Linked DNA regions of Mus musculus: region 1 is linked to region 2. The links are chromatin loops, found by intact Hi-C in ENCODE. Cell type or tissue: heart. All regions are shown on one strand. Each heading gives the region's core, and the rest is flanking DNA. Links, peaks and the distances in the headings are about the cores only.

Evidence for each region. Hi-C counts contacts between places; a loop is a spot of excess contacts. Peaks named below come from ENCODE experiments on the same cell type or tissue, not always from the same donor. Only the 100,000 strongest peaks of a DNase experiment are listed, where the experiment ranks them.
Region 1: a loop joins it to region 2, with 9 times the contacts of the local background. A loop is called at or near these places in 1 of 42 quality-filtered maps.

What each region holds. Positions count from the first base shown.
Region 1 is chr1:128,414,861-128,424,506 of GRCm38, forward strand. It overlaps Dars (aspartyl-tRNA synthetase), which reads right to left and starts at 2,556. Exons shown (of 16, transcript NM_177445.5): 1 at 2,292-2,556; 2 at 494-551. The coding sequence starts at 2,357. In heart, for the core only: no CTCF peak of the experiment used is centred there; DNase peaks (open chromatin) are centred at 2,531 and 2,891; H3K4me3 peaks cover 1,945 bases; H3K27ac peaks cover 1,701 bases.
Region 2 is chr1:128,239,221-128,249,327 of GRCm38, forward strand. Ubxn4 (UBX domain protein 4) reads left to right here and starts at 4,917. Exons shown (of 13, transcript NM_026390.3): 1 at 4,917-5,332. The coding sequence starts at 5,251. Gm41949 (a long non-coding RNA gene) reads left to right here and starts at 5,339. Exons shown (of 2, transcript XR_878509.3): 1 at 5,339-5,422; 2 at 5,543-10,107. In heart, for the core only: no CTCF peak of the experiment used is centred there; DNase peaks (open chromatin) are centred at 5,021 and 5,581; H3K4me3 peaks cover 2,098 bases; H3K27ac peaks cover 1,795 bases.

The sequences.
Region 1 (9,646 bases), core at 1-5,000, 170 kb after region 2:
AAAGACAGAGCAGCCTGAGGGTTTAAAGAGATCTGGTAGAGCAATGATGGCACTTGCCTTTAATCCCAGCACTCAGGAGGAGAGGCAGGTAGCTATCTTTGAGTTTGAGACCAGCTTGGTCTACAAAGTGAATTCCAGGACAGCCAGGACTACAAAGAAATCCAGTTTCAACAAACAAACCAAAAATTTAAAAATTAGAACTGATTGGATTGGTGGTACATGCTAGTTATAAATCAGCACTCAGAGGGGTAGAGGGGAAGTCAGCAGTTAAAAGTCACTCTCTGCCACACAGAGTTCAAGACCAGCCTGGGTAATTCTAATTCACAAGACTCTGCCTCAAACAAACAAACAAACAAACAAACAAACATATTCTTTTCCAGATTAAGACCTACAGGCTGATAATATTTACAGAGTGTGTTAACATCCATAAACCTTTAGTCAACCCTATTTTAAACTTCATGAAGTATTCTAGAATTACAAGGAAAATACTAACCTGGCTTTTCTTGTGATTGTATCATAGAAGATATCCCATATCTCTCTTTAGCATAATCCTAGGGAAAAAAATTTTTTGGTAAAATGACTTTTAATTTAAATACATAAATACAAGTACCTAGAACTACAAATAAATTTGTATTAATTTCCAAAAGTACACTTTTAAACTCAGCCATTTTAAATATGGAAATTTGTTCACTTATGTATGTGCTTACTACAAAGAAAAAAAGCACCCAGTTTCTGGTTATATATTTATTATATTTACATATGTGCATAGATATATCATGCATAATAGTACTCCCAGGTATAACTTACACATGCATAGAATGCTTCTTAACTACCTTATTCCAAGGGAGATTAATCTACTTCAAAGAAGAGATATAAATTTGCCCTGTGAAGGGAGTAAGATGAAGTCCTACAGTTTTATTAACTTCCTATCACAGGAAGAGGTGTTCAAAGAGAACCAACGCTTTGGGTAAGGTTTCTGAGCACCAGATGTTCACTTGTTAGAAATCGGAGCTGTTTGATACACGCTAACTACAACTTTCCTTTTGTAAAACACGACCAGAAAATTCACCTGCCTCCTATTTCTACAACTAATAACAGGTTACATAGTTTGAGAATGGCAATATTATCAAATTTCATGGAGTAAGTTAGGAAGAGGAGCTGAAGTTCAGGCTATAAACTACACTTATTAAACAGTTACGTAGTCTTTCATTTTATCTTACCTTACCTCTACAATGTTCTTAAGTTCCTTCCATTTATTTATAGAACTCTATTATAATGTCTACCATATACTGTATCTTATACCTATACTACTTACAATGGTGTGTTGATAATTTATACAATTAGACACACTAACACACAAAAATAATTTCCTTAAATTTTTTTTTAACAAGGTAGTTTTGAAAGATGTCTGAAACAGTTTCTGTTCTTCTACATTCTCTTGTTGAAATTGTTTCTTCAATATGAGAGAACTGTCACATAATGGTATGTGCCATAAATAGGTGGTGCATTTGAACCAAAGGGGGGTGAAAATAAGAAAAAAAAGTGTTATTGTTTCTATTTAGTACTCACATTTCAGCAGAACTAAATAGTAACTTATTATTCTGAGTTATGATGTAGTTAGCAAATGCTGAATTCCTCCACCAAAAAATTAGGAGCCAGGAAAAGATTAAGACTTAAGTATTACTACAAACACCTAACTTAGAGGATTTCAAACCTTGACTTCTGCAAAGTGCTATGGATCACTGAGGGTTATCTCTGGGAATTGCACTACCCTACCTCACAGAGTCACTGAGAAAGGAAACCAAGATAACACGTGTTGGCAGCTGTCACAAGGAAAAGTCATTAAATACACTGGCAGCTCGTGCTGCAAAGGGCTGTCTTTACTGGCCAGAACATTATGAGGGCTGAGGGTATCGATTAGTGGTGCTTTATCAGAAATGTCCGGGGACTGGGCTGGTGTGTTCCGTGCAGGACGTGCTAACCTAGGAAGGCTCGAGTGAACCTCGCCGCAGCTACTTCCGGTTCCGCGAGCGCCCACGTTTGCCTGTCCCCCCACCCCCAGGAACACGGTTCTTCCAGGCCACGGTCCCAAGAGTTAACAGTCCCGAGTAGTTGAGGCCGCGAGCCCAGGCACGGCCCCTGGGGTCCTCGGGAGCACTGGCCTGCGACGCGACACCCCACGCCGCGGCCTGCGAGTAAAGCGCTGACGGGAGCTACGGAAGCGGCGCCCGGATCGCCCCACTCCCTCCCTCAGCGCACTCCCCGACCCGGGGGGAAAGGAGGAAACCCACTTCCGCCGCGTCCACGATCTCCCGCGGCTTCTCCTGACCCTTACGGCTGGCGTTGGTGCTGGGCATCAGGACACTGGATTTGGGGAGTGGATACCACCCTCCCTCGCAGGCTTCCGTAGGACAGGCTAAGAAGCGGCTCCCTCCCGCACAGTCTCGCCCTCCCAGCCCGGGTTCTAAGCCCCCAGTCTCCGCGTGGAACCTTGGCTTCGGAAATATCGCGAGAGCCACAGCGAGCTCTCGCGCGCCGCCGCCAGCTCCTCCCTCTGCCCCGCCCACGGGAGTCATGGGGCGTGGCCCAGAAGTGGGTGTGGTCTCGCAGGATAGGCTCCGAGGAATCTTCCCTGCAGAGCCTCTTGACATACCTACCCTCTTGGTCTAACTTCATTCCAGTTAATTGTCTTCCCCTTGCTCCCAGAGTCCCTCTTTTTAAATTTAATTCTAATTATTTTAAAGACAGGGTCTGTGTAATGCTGTCTGGCCTGGAACTCACGAGGATCCTCCTGCCTCTGCTCCCTGAGTGCTGGGATTAAGAGTGTGAAACACCACGAGCTTGCTTACTTGTATATTTAGAGACAGGGAGTTGGGGGTGGGGTGAGTATCATTGTTTCACCCTCCCTGGCAGACAGCTTGTCTCGCGTCCTGCCAGCTGGGATCTCCGCTTTTGGAATTGATGCCTTCACTGCCCTGTGGAAGCCTGTCTCTTGGGTCAGAGGAGGTCTCTGGGCAACCTGCTCTGTGTGGGAAGGCAGGATGCTGTGTTAGAGGTAGGCAGGTAGGCTCCTAAGGCAGGATGGAGTACTGTTTTAAAAGCAATAGCCTACAGGTTTTCCTTGACTTGTTGTGTTGTGAAAGGCAATGCATAGTATAGTGTTGGTTGTCTAATGGGTGAATCTTCCCTAAATTAGACTTTTGAAAAATGCTGTCGTTTTTATTGAATGTGGGCTTTGGTAATTCGGGCCTGCAGTTAACAGCACTCAGGAAGCAGAGGCCAGCCTTGTTTGCGTAGTGAGACTCTATCTTAAAACAACAACCAAGAAGGAAAAGTTTGTTGGGATGAAATTTGAAGACTTGATTACATACTACTTCCGGTGCTGGACACAAGCTTTAGCCGTCTTTGTCACATTTTAGCTGTCTGTAGTGTCTTATCTTGACATAAAATGTCATGGTCAATACTTGTTAACAGGATACAATTGGACCCTCCTCCCCAACCCTACCTTATCCCCTCAAATGAAAGCTCTCTGGGAATAACTTTACTTAGATCTGGAATCCAGGTAAGATTTTACTTAGATCTGGAATCCAGGTAAGATAGATATGGTGGCTCCAGAAGTGTAGTTTACTATGTAGTTATAGGTGGGGGAAAATATGGTTCAATTAACTCATCAGTGGTTATAAATATGTGCTTTGTGCTAAGCGTTATATAAACCATTGGCAATAAAATGATTACTGATGGTTCTGGCCAGGATCCTGAGCTGATCTTTCTACTTGACGCAGGCTGACTGCCGAGAAGAGACACATCTTAATCTGCTACTGTTTGCTCAAAACAGAAGAATGTATTCATTCCTTAGGGAATGATAGTGAATACTTATGGTCAATAGCACATTCCATTATAGTCAAGGGATTCCAATGCAGAAAGCATCTGAATTGGCTCCATTTCTAAAAGAAGTATTTATTCTCTTAGCCTTAGTACTAATGTATGCCCTGATCGACAGAAGGCAACATATAAATTCTATTGTCATTTGGTAGGGTGGAATTGTCATATTTCAGTGTGTCCACAAGACTCCTTTTGTTTGTTTGTTTCTTGTTGTTTTCCTGCATATGTCTTACTGTGCTCCTTTGCTTTGATAGAATATTCTTATTTAGGTCATAACTTTGGAGTAACGATGTAAATATGTGTAAGAAATATCAACTATGACTTTTTCTATCGAATACTGTAAAACTTGTGTTTAAAACCAGGAATTCAAATCTGTTTATCTCCCTTTCCTTACAAGACTTATGAAAATGCTTTAGTTCCCTACCCAGTAAAACCTTTGTTTACACAAAGGCTCCATGCTCTAGACTAGGAATTCAATGGCCTGGAACAGTGACCCTTTTCTCCTTGGAGCAGTGACCCCTTCCTGCTTCTTCCATTTCCTGTGCACCAGTTCTTTGCAGACTAGCCAACTGAATAAGACTGTGAGGTCGGACCCCAGCCAATGGGGAAAAGACACAGCTGAGGTAAAATAAAAACCAAATGTACTTCCTGTGTTGGGATGTTTGCTCTTCAGAGGATACCCTTTGATCAAGAGTCAAGTTTGCCTTGTCCAGATACTTCGGTTGGACTGGTCATGTCTTTCTCTGTGTTCCTGAACTTATTTCTAACAATATGTGCTCTTGCTTTCTCACCTAACAGAAGAAAAGCATTTGCTAGCTACATCAATGGACACACGCTATACTCCTGAGGTCTCCCAAGTGTCAGTAGTTGGGGTTTCTCAGCAGAAGAGCATCTTGGCAGATTGGGGCCAAGGAATGCCATAAAGTCACACATGCAACAGACCTCACTCAAGAGATTTAGTGGGGCTTGGGGGAGGGTATACAAAGACAGCCTTTGAGCAAGGATGGAGGAGAAAGAGAACAAGTTGTGAAGACACAGGCTTTATAAAGGGATACAGTAAATGTGCACAGGGAGAATACGCCACCTACGATGATTGGAAATGGGCTGCATTTGGTGACTGGTGAGATGACGTGGCTGCTGTCTCTTGAGTTACTGAAGGCAGGCTGGGTAGGGAAGACCTGGTTCTGGAATGAGGATGGTTCTTAGTTTTCTTATATTCCTCTCTCTTATTTATTATAAAAGGTGAGGAATAGGAAGGGGTGACAGGTGAGGTAGAAATGGGGGCGCCGTGTTCCTTAGATTGCTTCCTGCTGTCTGGGGATGGCGACATCTTTGGAGCACTGTTGATCCTCACCAGCAGGACATATTCAGCAGTCATAAGTCTCTGGCCCCGTGGCTAGGGGTTGGTGGTCCTGTAAGAACTGATTAAATGTTTGATTGGAGAGTTTTTTAATTTGTCGTCGGAGAAAGGTAGAGAAGAGACTGATAAAGTTAGTAAAAACAGGAAATGGAGAAGGGAGAGGGTCATGAAGGGAAGTATTCACTTCCATACGGGGCCCTCAGAGGCCCAGGGACTGGAGGCATTGAGTTTTTCCTTACCTTTTTGGAGGTCTGTTTGGAGCTGGTGGATTTTTGTTTTGTATTGTACTGGATTGGCTGACATAGAAGCATCGTCCCTCTTGGAGAAGAGGCAAAGGCCACCTTTTCAGTTGTCAAAAGATCTAGTTCTTGTCCATGTTGGAGGACCACTGCTGCCAAGAGTCAATTTGTCCTTGAAGGGTGAGTAGGGTTTCAGATCCTCCATATGTTGGAGGATCTGAATGCACTGGGAACATGACTGAAGAACCTTGCCAGGGAGGTGGTCAGTCCTGCTGGTCCACATAATTCCTGTGATGGCCAGAAGGGGCAGGATTTGAACTGGCCTTTTATTATGTAGGGCAGCTATTGAGTCCACAACCAGAATCAGTACAGGCTTTTCTTCTTGTGTCATCCGCAACTTGGGGAAGAGAAATACTAGCATGCAAACTCCTAACCAACTGGCAGGTAGGTGACGGGAGACTTGAGTACTATGAAGAATCAAAGCACTGGGATACTGGGACTGAGATGGGGTGGCAAGGGTTAGAGTTTTATTGCAGTCTAAGAAATTTAATGCCCCTACAAAATGTGTCCTGGATGCCTCATAGTTGTTTGCCATGCCAAAGAGAGTGATATGAAAAAGGTAAGGAGTTGTGACGACACTGGACTCAGGGCAGTTGGTGAATGGTGACGTAAGATTGTTTGATGACGTTACGGGAGAGGCTGTAAGTAAGCAGTTGTGAGCTAGTCCTAGGAGGAACTCATAGCCAGCAATCCCCAAAGTGGCCAGGTTGGGTGACAATGAGGAGTTGGTAGGTCTGTGGAGGTCAGAATCTGAGGAGGAGTCAAAATGACAGGTTTGTATTATTTAGGAGAAGGGATGTTAAAGAGGTTACAACCGTGGAGGGATGTTGACTCACCTCCATTATTTCTCCTAGCTCCAAGGGCTGAGTGACTGGTATTTTCTCTGAATTTTAACTGTGCTCCCTGGGTGCTGGGGGTGGGGTGGGGTGGGGGTGGGGGCTGAAGAAACAGTAGAACTTACTGGTAACAAACCTGTTTCTCACACAGATCCCTAAGATAGAGATGAACAGCCCCATTTTGTAGACAGAGGTAGGAATTGGGGCTAGGTGCACATGTAGCACATAGTATTGGCAAGACTAGTAAGGGCAGCCTCCATGTACATCTGGCTACTCTTTACAATAACATTCCGTCTGGTCATGAAATGAAGGAGGAGGAGTGAACATAGGGTTGATGGGAATTTTACCTGGCTTCTGACAGCCGGCTGTGGAATAGTTCCCAAGCCTATTTGGAAGGACTGATTTGTAGAAGTGAGGGTCTCTTATCTGTATATGTAAGAGTTACCCTGACAGAAGTGGACAGGAGGGAGAGGAAGAAAACTCTATATCCAGTTTAGTAGAGTAGAGCTTGGCTGCCAGGGTGAAGCCTCATTCTCCTGGAAGCAGGAATAAGGTGGCTGATCTCGGGGTCTCCTGACACTTAAGGGAGCAGGGTCCTGTTGGGGTTGAAATTATCTTGAGGCAGAGGAGTAAAGGGCTGGAGGTGGGATAGGGGACTCAAAGAGGGAGACCCTCAAGCTTAGCAGCTGTGGGGGTTACAAGAATTACCTTAAAGGGCTCTGCAATTTAGGGGGAGAGGGGGAGAGACCTTGGTTTGGAGGGGAGATAAGGACCTGATCTGCAATGGTGACTGGGGACAAACAGGAGTTGGCATATGGTCAGGGTAGGTAGTGGTCAGTAACGTTCCATAGGAGAGAGAGGAGATGACAGAGTAAGGAGGTGAGTTGGTGATCAGGGAAAAGTGAGTTGTTTGGGTGAACGACAGGGGGTCAGAACTGGTTGTTCATACATGAGCTCATAAGGAGAGATGGAAAGAGGTCACTTGGGGGGAGCCTGTAGCCTGAGAAGGGCTTTACCCAATTAAGGTAAAGTTCTTGTGAGAGTTTGACAAGGGTGGCTTTGTTTTGTTTTGTTTTGTTTTTTTGAGACAGGGTTTCTCTGTATAGCCCTGGCTGTCCTGGAACTCACTTTGTAGACCAAGCTGGCCTTGAACTCAGAAATCCTCCTGCCTCTGCCTCCCGAGTGCTGGGATTAAAGGCTGTGTGCATCACCACACCCAGCTGACAAGGGTGGTTTTAAAGGAGCTAGTTCATTCTCTCTTTCCTGAGGACTGGGGGTGGTATGGAATATGGAAGTGCCAATGGATGTTTGAGGGCTTTGCATAGGGTTTGGGAGACCTGGGAGGTGAATTCAGGACCATTGTCTAACTAGAGGCAGATGGGGATTCCAAAGCTGGGAATGGTCTCCTGGGGTAGGAGGAGGTCAGAGACTGACTGAGCCCTTTTGTTGGTGGTGGGGAATGCCTCCACCTACCCTGAGAAGGTGTTCACCAAGACCAGGAAGTTTGTAACACATTTGAGTGTGGCATATTTGGAGTTTAGTCAAGTTGCCATCAGTTCCAGGGAGAGAGTCTCTGGCCTGATGAATAGGAAAAGTGTGTGTGTGTGTGTGTGTGTGTGTGTGTGTGTGTGTGTGTGTGTGAGAGAGAGAGAGAGATAGCTGGAGTTGGGGTCTGACATCTAACAGATTTTACAAGAAGTAGTATTAGCTCTTAAGAAATGTAAATCTGGGGCTGGCTAGAGGGTAAGAGCACTGACTGCTCTTACCAAGATCCTGAGTTCAAATCCCAGCAACCACATGGTGGCTCACAACCACCGTAATGAGAACGCCCTCTTCTGGTGCAGCTGAAGTCAGCTACCATGTACTTATGTGTAATAATAAATACATCTTTGGGCTGGAGCAAGCAGTGACTGAGTGAGCAGAGTTGACTCGAGTGAGTGGGACAGACAGAAGCAAGCAGAGGTCCTAAAAATCCAATTCCCAACAACCATATCTATACAGCTACAGTGAACTCACATACATAAAATAGATAAATAAATCTTTAAAAAAATAGAAATCAATCTGGCCAGATTCCCCTGGAGCCCCCAGGGACTGGACCACCAACCAAAGAGTACACATGGAGGGACCCAGGGCTCTGACCACATATGTGGCAGAGGATGGCCTTGTTGGATATCAAGGGAGGAGTGGCCCTTGGGCCTGAGGGGGTTCAATGCCCCAGTGTAGGGGGATGCCAGGACAAGAGGGCGAGAGAAGGTGGGTGGGTGGAGGAGCACCCTCATAGAGGCAGGGGGAAGGGGATCTGGTATAGGGGGTTTCTGGAGAGGAGACCTGGAGAGGGGATAACATTTGAAATGTAAATAAGGAAAATATTCAATAACTGAAAAATATTAGAATAAATAATTTAAAAAATTAACTCAAAAAGAAGAAAAAAGAAAAAAAATGTAAGTCCCAAGGCGTCCACTGCGGATGGGTCTTAACAAACTGAGACAAGGTGTGGCTCTTTGGATGAAAGAGCTGCTGATAGAATTTGTTGAGTGTCAGGGGTGAGAGTGGGGATATGGGTTGTCATTTAAGGATATCTTGTGGTGGGTGGGATAGGCCTGGGCCTCCAAGGGCTGCAGCTGTAGCCACTGCATTGGCTATTATTTTCCTGTAGAGATGACAAAATTGTCAGTCTGGTGGAATTAGTGCTGGACAATTCCTATAGCCTTGGGGGGATGGGAGGCTTTTACGATGGCCATTATTTGGTCTGGCTTGGTTATTGATCCTCCTTTTGTTGTAAGTAGTATGCTATCTTTCCAGATGGCAACATGAGACAGGAGGATTTGAAAGGAATATTTGGAGTCAGTGGAGATGTTAAGGGACTGTCCTTGTGCCACTTGGAAGGCATGGGTGAGAGCTATTAGTTCAGCCTGTTGATTAGTGGTGTGGGCAGGCAGGGGCGTGCTTCAACCACCTCAGTATCTGACTCCATGGCATGGCCTGCTTTTTGGACCCCTTGTGTAAAAAGGAGTTGACATCTGTGTACCAGCTATAGATGGCCTGAGGCAGTGTGCCCTCAGTGTGAGGGTTGTCGCTGTTGTTCCTTTAAGGTTTCAGTGAAAGAAAGAGATTGGGAGTGATCTGTGTTAGGGTAAGAAGATTTGAGATGTTGAGGGGTGGGCATGATTGGAAAGTAAGTGTCACTTTTTAACTAGTGTCACAGAGAGAGGGGGATGGGCGAGGGGGAGAAGGAAAGAGAGGGCATGAGCGAGCCCAGGAGGGAGATA
Region 2 (10,107 bases), core at 1,914-6,913:
ACATGTCCTCCAGGTTGAGGAGTATCTCAGCACAATGCTTGTCTAACATTTGGAAAGCCCTAGGTTTGATCCCCAGCACTACATAAGCCAGGTGTGATGGCATACACATATAATCTCAGCATTGAATGGTGGAAGCAGAAGAATCAGAAGGTTATCTTTGGCAAGTTGGGAGACAGCCTAGGCTATATGAGACCCTGGAATTGTTGCTGGTCTGGCTTGGATCAAGTCTATTTTTATAGTCAAGGGGGGGGGGGGTTGCTCATAATGCTTTTTGAAAAGAGATTAAAGTGTTGTCACCAAGTAAAGCCACCATAGACTTGAGAAGACTGAAATACAGGTGTCACAAGGCAAAAGAACAGGTAGAAACTCCTAACCTCTGTATATACATTTCACTTGAGACTCAATTCAAGTCAAGCATAGTGGCTCGGGCCTCAGCTCTCAGGAGACAGGCATGATGGTGGTCAGCCTGGTCTACAAATAAGACTGTCCCAAAAATAATAGAATAATAATTCTGGACCAGCAAGATAATTCATCAGTTAAAGACACCTACCACCACCCCTGACTAATGGCTTCACAACTCAGAAATGTCACAGAACAAACTTCCTCTGGCCTCCACATGAATACCATGGCAGGCATGCTACCCATATTGCAGTACATACATACACACATGAAGAGATAAATATAATTTTAAAAATAATCCATTGATATATAGCTAAGCTATATTCCTATATTCACGAAGTTTGAAGAAATTAAACATAAAATATGGTCATCACAGTACACACATCTATAATTCCAGCACTCAGAAGGTGGACACAAGGATCCAGAATTAAAGATATCCTCTGAGACTCTCGAAGAGATAAAACAAAACTAGGCATGTGTCGTGGCTAGAACAATAGAGGTCAGTTTATCCTATACTATAAAACATACTTGAATTGGATCATATAATATCTGAATTCACTTCCTATGAAAACCATTTTCATTAAAAAGCAATTTGGGTCTCTTAAGTTAGTACCATTCTGAACACATGATTTATGATGAAGCCTTGTGCTAGTCTCTGTCATTCCCACTAATTCTGTTGCAGAGTACCCACACCACTATACTACCCACCTATAAGTCACCTTGGAGCTGCTCTGCATTTTTTTTTAATTATTTACTTATTTTATGTGTGTGAGTACACTGTAGCTGTCCTCAGACACACCAAAAGAGGGCATCAGATCCCATTACAGATGGTTGTGAGCCATTATATGGTTGCTGGGAATTGAACTCAGGACCTCTAGAAGTCAATGCTCTTAACCACTGAGCCATCTCTCCAGCCCTGTATTGTTATTCTTTATTGCTCTGTATTGTTTCCTAGTTTTGACCTTACAGCTCAAGAGGAGTGATGCTGGGAGCTGCTAGAGATGTCATTCAGAATACATGTGATTGAAGAGAATTGAGTTGTCCTCTGGCCTGTTTGAGTTTACACCTACCTTAAATAATAAAAATTTTTAAAAAGTTCTGGGCTGGGGTCTATAGATGTATCAAAGGTAGAGCCCTCTAACCTCAAGTGTCTTAGTCAGGGTTTCTATTCCTGCACAAACATCATGACCAAGAAGCAAGTTGGGGAGGAAAGGGTTTATTTGGCTTACACTTCCATACTGCTGTTCATCACCAAAGGAAGTCAGGACTGGAACTCAAGCAGGTCAGGAAGCAAGAGCTGATGCAGAGGCCATGGAGGGATGTTCTTTACTGGCTTGCTTCACCTGTCTTGCTCAGCCTGCTCTCTTATAGAACCAAGACTACCAGCCCAGAGATGATCCCACCCACATGGGGCCTTTCCCCCTTGATCACTAATTGAGAAAATGCCTTACAGTTGGATCTCATGGAGGCATTTCCTCAACTGAAGCTCCTTTCTTTGTGATAACTCCAGCTGTGTCAAGTTGACACAAAACTAGCCAGTACACTCAGTTTACACACTTCACTTGAACCTCAAAATAATTCACACCAGGCATGGTGGCTCAAGCCTATAATAGTTCTCAGAAGATAGGCATAATGGTAGAGCAAAAGTTCTACATCAGCCTGGTCTACATAGAAAGTGTCTTTTCTCCAATAACTATAATAAAACGATAGTCCTGGACCAGGAAGATGGCTCATCAGTTAAAGGCACCTGCCACCATGCAGTTGAAGATGAAGTTCCCAGCACCCACACCAGACAGCTCTGAAATACCTATAACTCTAGCTCCAGGGATTGTGTTTGGATATGCTTGTATTTTAAGATTAGTTTTATTTTCATGTGCCTGTGTTTATGAGTACCCACAGAGGTCAGAAGGTACTGGACTCCCTAGCTGGAGCTGGAGATAGCAGGAGGCTATGAACTGCCTGAGATAGGTATTGGAAACTAAACTCTTCCCAGAACATTTATTCTTTTCTACTGGCATTTTCCAGTTAATTTAACTCAAAAAAATGATTGTTGTTAATAGTGTGTGTGTAGTAGGTGCACATGCATGCAGGTGTCCACAGAGGCCAGAGGAGCTTGTGAAATTATAGACTGTTGTGAGCCACCTAATGTAGGTACTCACAATTGAACTCAAGTCCTCTGCAAGAGCCATATGTGTGTTTGAACATGGAGCCTATCTCTACCAAGCCCCTCTGTTCATACTTAAATATGACCTTCAAGAAGCCAACTTCTCTTTATATGCCCCAGTACAGGGGAACGCCAGGGCCAAAAAGGGGGAGTGGGTGGGTAGGGGATTGGGGGGGTGGGTATGGGGGACCTTTGGGATAGCATTGAAAATGTAAACGAGGAAAATACCTAATAAAAAAAATTAAAAAAAAAAAAAGCCAACTTCTAGGCCAGGCAGTGGTGGTGTATGCCTTTAATCCCAGCACTTGGGAGGCTGAGGCAGACCGATTTCTGAGTTCGAGGCCAGCCTGGTCTACAAAGTTGAGTTCCAGGACAGCCAGGGCTATACAGAGAATCCCTATTTCGAAAAACTAAAAAAAAAAAGGAAGAAGCCAACTTTTTCAGCCCTTCATGAGGCATTCCTGGTGAACTATAATTAATGACTTGGTGTAAGTTAAAACATTCTGTAGTTCCTCTTCTCTGCCATTTATTACAGTGGCAATTACAGGAGTAATTGCCCTATTTATTGCTTAATGTTTTACTGCTGGCCAGAGGAATGTAATCCTTGAGGTGGTTCTTTTGTTTACTAAGACCTCAACAAATGTTTGTTCAGTGGTTAAGTTTAGAAATGATCCAGCAAAACTTTGAATTCTGAAAAGTACATGCATAATTTCCTTAAACAGGATTTGGGGCAGGCATTCAGAAACAATAGCTAACATCTGTAAAGCACTTAATTGCTACATAAGTAACAAGTACTTGCTAAACACAAGGGTCTCTGTGTGGTCACATAGCCTAAAGGGTAGGTTCCCTCCAAGGCTCCAATTGACTAGTGAGACAACTGAACTGTCAGAGAGGGAGTTGTGCTAGTAATAAATGGAGGTGCTCACGAACTGGGGTAGCTGTTTCCACGTCCTGCCACTAATGCTGCTTTGTATTAGTCACTTGTATCTGCCTTCGAAGCAGAAAAGGGATATCAAAGTAGTTAAATATATATATATATTTGAAGGAAGATAGGAGAAATTGGCCAATTTAAGCCAGATTAGATTATATTAAAGGCAGGTTTTTGGGAAACCGCTCTCGGTCGGCGAGTTCACTGGCCCCAAGGATCAAGGCCAAGGAAGTTGCCACCAGGGAGAGGGGAGCAGCTAGTGGAGGAAGATATATAGTAAGAGAGAAGGGGGGGGAGTGGGAATGGGCAAGGAGAGAGAGAGAGAGAGAGAGAGAGAGAGAGAGAGAGAGATCTGGACTGGGAAGTTCAAAGTTGGAGGCAGGGTATGGACTGAGGGATGCTGGGAGAACCTGGAGGCCAGGTCTGCTTTGGTGTGGAAAATATGCACCTCAGTCCCTTGTCCCCAAGTCCGAAACCAAACACTAGAAACTTGTGCAAATGTTTTTTCTTCCATTTTGATTTCGTATGCATCCATAAACCTTACATAGTTATTAATTTATTTTCTTACTGGCCTATACACAAGTTGATTCTACTCCATTTAGACTTTCTTTACTCTATCACTCAAGGAAACAACAGAAATATTTTCTTTACATGATATTCATACAAGTTAAGTACAGCCAGCCAAGATGGTACACGCTGGATGGTACAGGTAGGAGGATTGTCTTCACAGAATTAAAAATAAATAAGTTTTTTCAATAGCATAGCATAGTGGCTGAAGGTTTTACAATGTGATCCAGTTAGTAAATGCACATTATAGCCAAAAGCCAGCATTCTGCCACTTCGCTTACCCTTCAGATAAGGGGCCTATGTGGTACTGCGGGGTGGGAGGCGGGCGAGGAGGAACACTGTTGTACCTCTAGCCGGTCTTTTTCTTTTGTTTGTTTGGGGTTTTTGGTAAGTTGGTTGGTTGGTTTTTGTTTGTTTGTTTGTTTGTTTGTTATTCAGGGTCTCTGTACAAATCCTGACAGTCCGCGGAACTCACCTTGTAGACTAAGCTGTCCATCTCATACAGGCAGGCAGGCCTCTGCTTTCGGATTGCTGGGATTAAATGCGTGGTTTGCCACGCCCCTCTGAATCCCATCTTTTTCACAGGGTCAAATTAAATAAAAACCAAAGGCTTCGGGTCAAGCCCCGTAAAGCTTGTTTATTTGTGGAGCAGATTGCTTGCAGAAGTCAGAGGGTGACAGCAACTCGATACCTAGCATTTACTCTTACAGCGTTGATGTGCTCACTATGCTCACTCTCGCCATGCTTTGAGCCCACAGTTTACCTTTCCGCAAATTAACAAGCCTCGGAAGACTACAATTCCCAGGAAGCCTCACTGCAGGCGACGTCAACGTGCCGTAGCGGTTAGTCATCCTTCCTGATACTTCCTTCCACTTCCTGGAGTCGGAACCCGAGGCTTCGCGGGGGCGCGCACTTACGGACTTACCTAGCCGACCAGGCACCGGGGCGCGCGACCCCTGACGAGGAGTGTCGTCGTCACGTGACACAGGGGCGTACTTTTCTTGCCAAGCGCGCTCCGGTGCGCGTCCCCAGGGGGTGGCTGTCGGGCGTACGGGCTGGCTGGGTCCTCAGACCGGGGCCCGGATTAGCCGGTGGTTGCCGGGGCCACGAGGCCAAAGAACCAGGAGGGCGGGGTCGGCTGTGGCACCGCGGCGACGACACACCGAGCGAGCGCCTGGGCCTGAAGGGGACGATGCTGTGGTTCCAGGGCGCCATCCCGGCGGCCATCGCGTCTGCTAAGAGGAGCGGCGCGGTCTTCGTGGTGTTCGTGGCAGGTGACTGGGGAGAGGGCCCGAGAACGGTGGCGCTTTGATCTTGTTCTGGATTCTCGTTAGCGTCGAGTGAGCTAGGCAGGAGGAGCTAAGGTGGGCCGGGCTCAGACAGCCTAAGACCCTGTCGCCCAGTCCACTCGGTCTCTTCGGGGCCGCTCGTCTCCTGTCCGGGCCAGTACAGCTTTTTTTTTTTTTTTTTTTTTTTTTTATAAGGCTCCAGGCTTGCTCCGCTGCGGGGCCGACCCAGACGCCAAGCCTCTCCAGGCCGCGGGCGGGCCCAGTGCCACTTGGTGCTTCTGGGGTCTGTTGGGGACTCCGGCGTGACCTGTCTGCATCTGTGTGGGAAGCGCGTCCAGGCCCTGTCCCCAATCACTGAACCCTGCGAGGAGTCGCGCCCTGCAGGCCTTGGCAATCGGGTTGTCGCAGGCAGACCCCCCCCCCCAAGACCCCCAGCCCTGGTGTTCCCCTTCTTGGTCCTCTGGGATCTCCTCTTCTGGCAGCTTGGACCTTTTAATTCTTGGTGTGCGGGTGTGGTTGGGACAGGCCACTAGGCAGACAACTGGGTCTAGAAAGTTGTGAGCTGTCAAGAAAGCTGTGTCATCGGTAAGCCACAAAGAAACCACCTGATGTCTTAGAATGTTCCCGAAACATAAACTTGAGCTCACAGATGGTACTCTTTTATCATAGTACTCAGAGGGAACTGAGGTGCAATAATTACTTTATTACAAGTTGACCTTTTTTTTTTTTAACTTTTAACATAGTTTTTAAAGTACATACTCAGTCCTGATTCTTCCTCTCTTCTAACCTAAAATGTAGTTTTCCAGACATGTGCCAACTCATTTACCCCATATTGCTCTAAATCAGTTGGTTCCATAGCCTCCTGTTTTATTGCTGAAGTCTTGTATATCCGCAGTCAACCATCTGCTTCTATAGTTTTGTACATTCTTGATACATGGACCAGTTTGTGTGACAACTATTAATCTGAAGTGACAACTATTAATTTCTTCAGTCACTTGTGTTCAGTAACAGTTACTCATAATTGACCCATGGCTTTTAAGAGTTCTGTAACTTTGTTCATCTCTGTGGGAAAAAAAAAAAAACTGACATGTGAATTTGAGCATTTTAAATTTTAAATGTCTGTTTTGTTATGCTAACTTTTCAACTTGATGCTTGCTGTTAATTAGAAAAGCATAAATTACTTAGGCTATATTGAATTATACTTTAAATTAAATTAATAAATTAATCTTGTAATCCAGTAAGAATAGTAGTCACATGAAAATGGAAAGAACACGACATTGAACTCAGGTTAGAAATTGAACTCAGGTCATCTGAAAGAGCAGCTGCTCTTAACCACTGAGCTATCTCTCTAGCCGCAGTTTACAACATTTTAAACTGTGTTCCACACAAAATTTCAATAGTTCTGGGGGGAAAGGTAGTTTTATTGTCTTGTTTTTGTAGTTGAACCACTTAGGTCCAAAGTTGTAAGTAACTTGGGCCAGTCTCACAAAAACTGTTTGCTTGGTTTTTCTATTCTAGGATTTTTGGGTTTCTTGTGTGGTATTTTATTTGGTTTGGTTTGGTTTGGTTTTTTTTTTTTTGAGACAGGATTTCATATAGCCCAGGCTGACCTTGAAATCCTGATTCTCTGCTCCCAAGTGTTGTGATTACAGACGTGTGCAACACAACAGGTTAACATTTTTACATTTTAACAGTCAGTGTTGGGGCTGAGTGTACAGAGTCTGACTATAACCTTGACTGGCTTTGAACTCACAGAGATCAGTCTACCTCTTCCTCTACCTCCCAAATACTGGGATCAAAGGTGTGTAGGCCCTTACTTTGTAGTGTAATGCTGGCCCCAAACTCACAGTTATCTTTCTGCTTCAGACTCCCAACTGCTTGAATTATAGGTGGGTGCTACCATATCTGATATTTTTTTGGGTTTTTTGTTTGTTTTGTTTTTAAGATTTATTTGTTTATGTGTGTGAGTACACTGTAGCTGTACAGATGATTGTGAGCCTTCATATGGTTGTTGGGAAATGAATTTTTTAGGACCTCTACTCTAGTCAGCCCTGCTCAGTCAGTCTCTGCTTGCTCCAGCCCAAAGATTTATTTATTATTATACATAAGTACACTGTAGCTGACTTCAGATGCACCGGAAGAGGGGGTCAGATCTCATTACAGGTGGTTGTGAGCCACCACATAGTTGCTGGGATTTGAACTTGGACCTTTGGAAAAGCAATCATTGCACTTACCCGATGAGCCATCTCGCCAGCCCCGGGTTTGGTGGTTTTTTTTTGTTTGTTTGTTTGTTTTGGTTTGGTTTGGTTTGGTTTTTTTTGGGGGGAGGGGGGGGCGGGTTCGAGACAGGGTTTCTCTGTATAGCCCTGGCTTTCCTGGAACTCACTCTGTAGACCAGGCTAGCCTCCAACTCAGAAATCTGCCTGCCTCTGCCTCCGCCTCCCGAGTGCTGGGATTAAAGGTGTTTAGTCCCAGCGCTAGGAGGCAGAGCTAGTGGATCTCTGAGTTTGAGGCCAGCCTGATCTATAGAGGGAGTTAAAAGACAGCCAGGGCTACACAGAGAAACCTTGTCTCAAGAGAGGAGGAGAGGGGCTGTGTGATGGTACTCACCAGCATTTGTCGGGCAGAGGCAGTCAGAGATCTATGAGTTCAAGACCAGCCTGGTCTACTAAGTTCGAAGACAGCCAAGGCTGAACAGAGAAACCCTGTCTTAAAGAAGAAGGAAGAGAAAGGAAGAAGACAGTTATAGGTTATATGGTAAAATAAGTCAATAAAGAAATGAGAATTAGGATCATGATATCCATGTTTTTTAACAGAGTATGCAATTGATGGTACCTAAACATTCCTAAAAAACAATAAAAGTTCCAAAAAATTTCCCCTTTATGGGTAGGTCTAAACCTGGGGTTTTATTTATGCCAGGTAGTTGCTCTACCCCACTAGTAAATGAACTACACCCTAGTCTAAAATACTAAATTTGATTAACAAATATCGGAAAGCTGTAGAAGTAATTGAAGTCTTATACTTTATAGAGCTTTATGCATATATATGTATATGTATGTATGTATGTATGTATATATATATATATTCCTCAGTTAACCTTATTGGGGTGACCTAGTATTATGTATGTTTAGCATATCAGCAGCTATTGAACATTTGCAGAAATACTGTTAGGGATGGACAGTGGAGTCTGTCTGCTATCCTCTTTCAAAATGCAGATAGCTTTTCTAGAGCTTTAGCTAGGTCATCCTAACACAAAGTAGGAGAGGTATTACTCTAGAAATACAGAGACACTGAGCTCATAGAGCAGCAGCACTCAACAGGTAGCGCCTAACAGGGAGGGAGCGCCAATCTTTTGACATCAGACATGACATTGCTGTCTACAGAGTTCACACCTTACAACTTTAAAATCAAACTACACACACCCACCACTCTCACCAAATCACCCCCCCACACACACACACACCACAGAATCCTCAAGATATTTTAAATAAGTTCACAGGATTTCATATTGTATAATAGTCATAGCTATTCACTCAAGGCCACAGATTATATATGAGAACTTTAAATTTTCTTTGATAGGAGATCCCATCAATAATATACCAACCCATCAATAATATACCAACCTTAAAAAATTCAACTTAACCGCCAGGTGTGGTGGTGCACGCCTTTAATCCCAGCACTCAGGAGGCAGAGGCAGGCGGATTTCTGAGTTCGAGGCCAGCCTGGTCTACAAAGTGAGTTCCAGGACAGCCAGGACTACACAGAGAAACCCTGTCTCGAAAAACAAAAACAAAACAAAAAAAAAATTCAACTTAAAAAATGAAAAAGGTATTTGTAATTAGGAGTGGTTTCAAGGGTATTCAAACAAGTATTTCAGGCCCAAAACATAGGAGAGTAAAGGGCACACACACACACACACACACACACACACACACACAAACACACACACTACATATAGGGGTTAGAGAAATGCCTCAGAAGTTAAGAGCATTTACTGTACTTGCAAAGGACCTGAATTCTGCATGCATATGGCAGGCAGCTCACAACCATCTACTATTTCCGGTCTAGGGATCTAATGCCTCTTGTGAAGACCCCACAGCCTCCTATGCATATGTGATACACACACACACACACACACAGGCCCACACACACATAAAATATTTTTTAAAGATAGTTGTTTCAGAGAAAATGTGTAGGCAAGTCTTTATTTCATGAAGTCATTTTTTTTTCCTTAAAGATTTATTTATATGAATACACTGTAGCTGTCTTCAGACATACCTAAAGAGGGCATCAGATCCCATTGCAGATGGTTGTGAGCCACCATGTGGTTGCTGGGAATTGAACTCAGGACCTCTGGAAGAGTAGTCAATGTTCTTAACCACTGAGCCATCTCTCCAGCCCCCATGGAATTGTTTCCTTTTAGTTTTTGAGAGGCTAGGTCTTGCTACTGCCCAGACTGCCCTCAAGCTCCTGGGCTCAGCCTCCCTCCCAAGTATCTTCAGGCATAGGCTACTGCTTCTGTATTTTTTAAATATAGCTTTTATGAATTAAATAATCCGTTTAGTAAGTAAATAAAAATTAAATAATTATAGCATTGTATTAGAAACTAGTGATACTAGCCAAATTAACAAGAATCTCCAGTTGTATCTGTTTAAATTTAAAGATGTAAAGACAGTTGTGCAATAGTACAAAAATCTAAGAGGAACCTGAAGCAAAGATGTCTGTCTAGGGCTGGAGAGATGGCTCAGAGGTTAAGAATG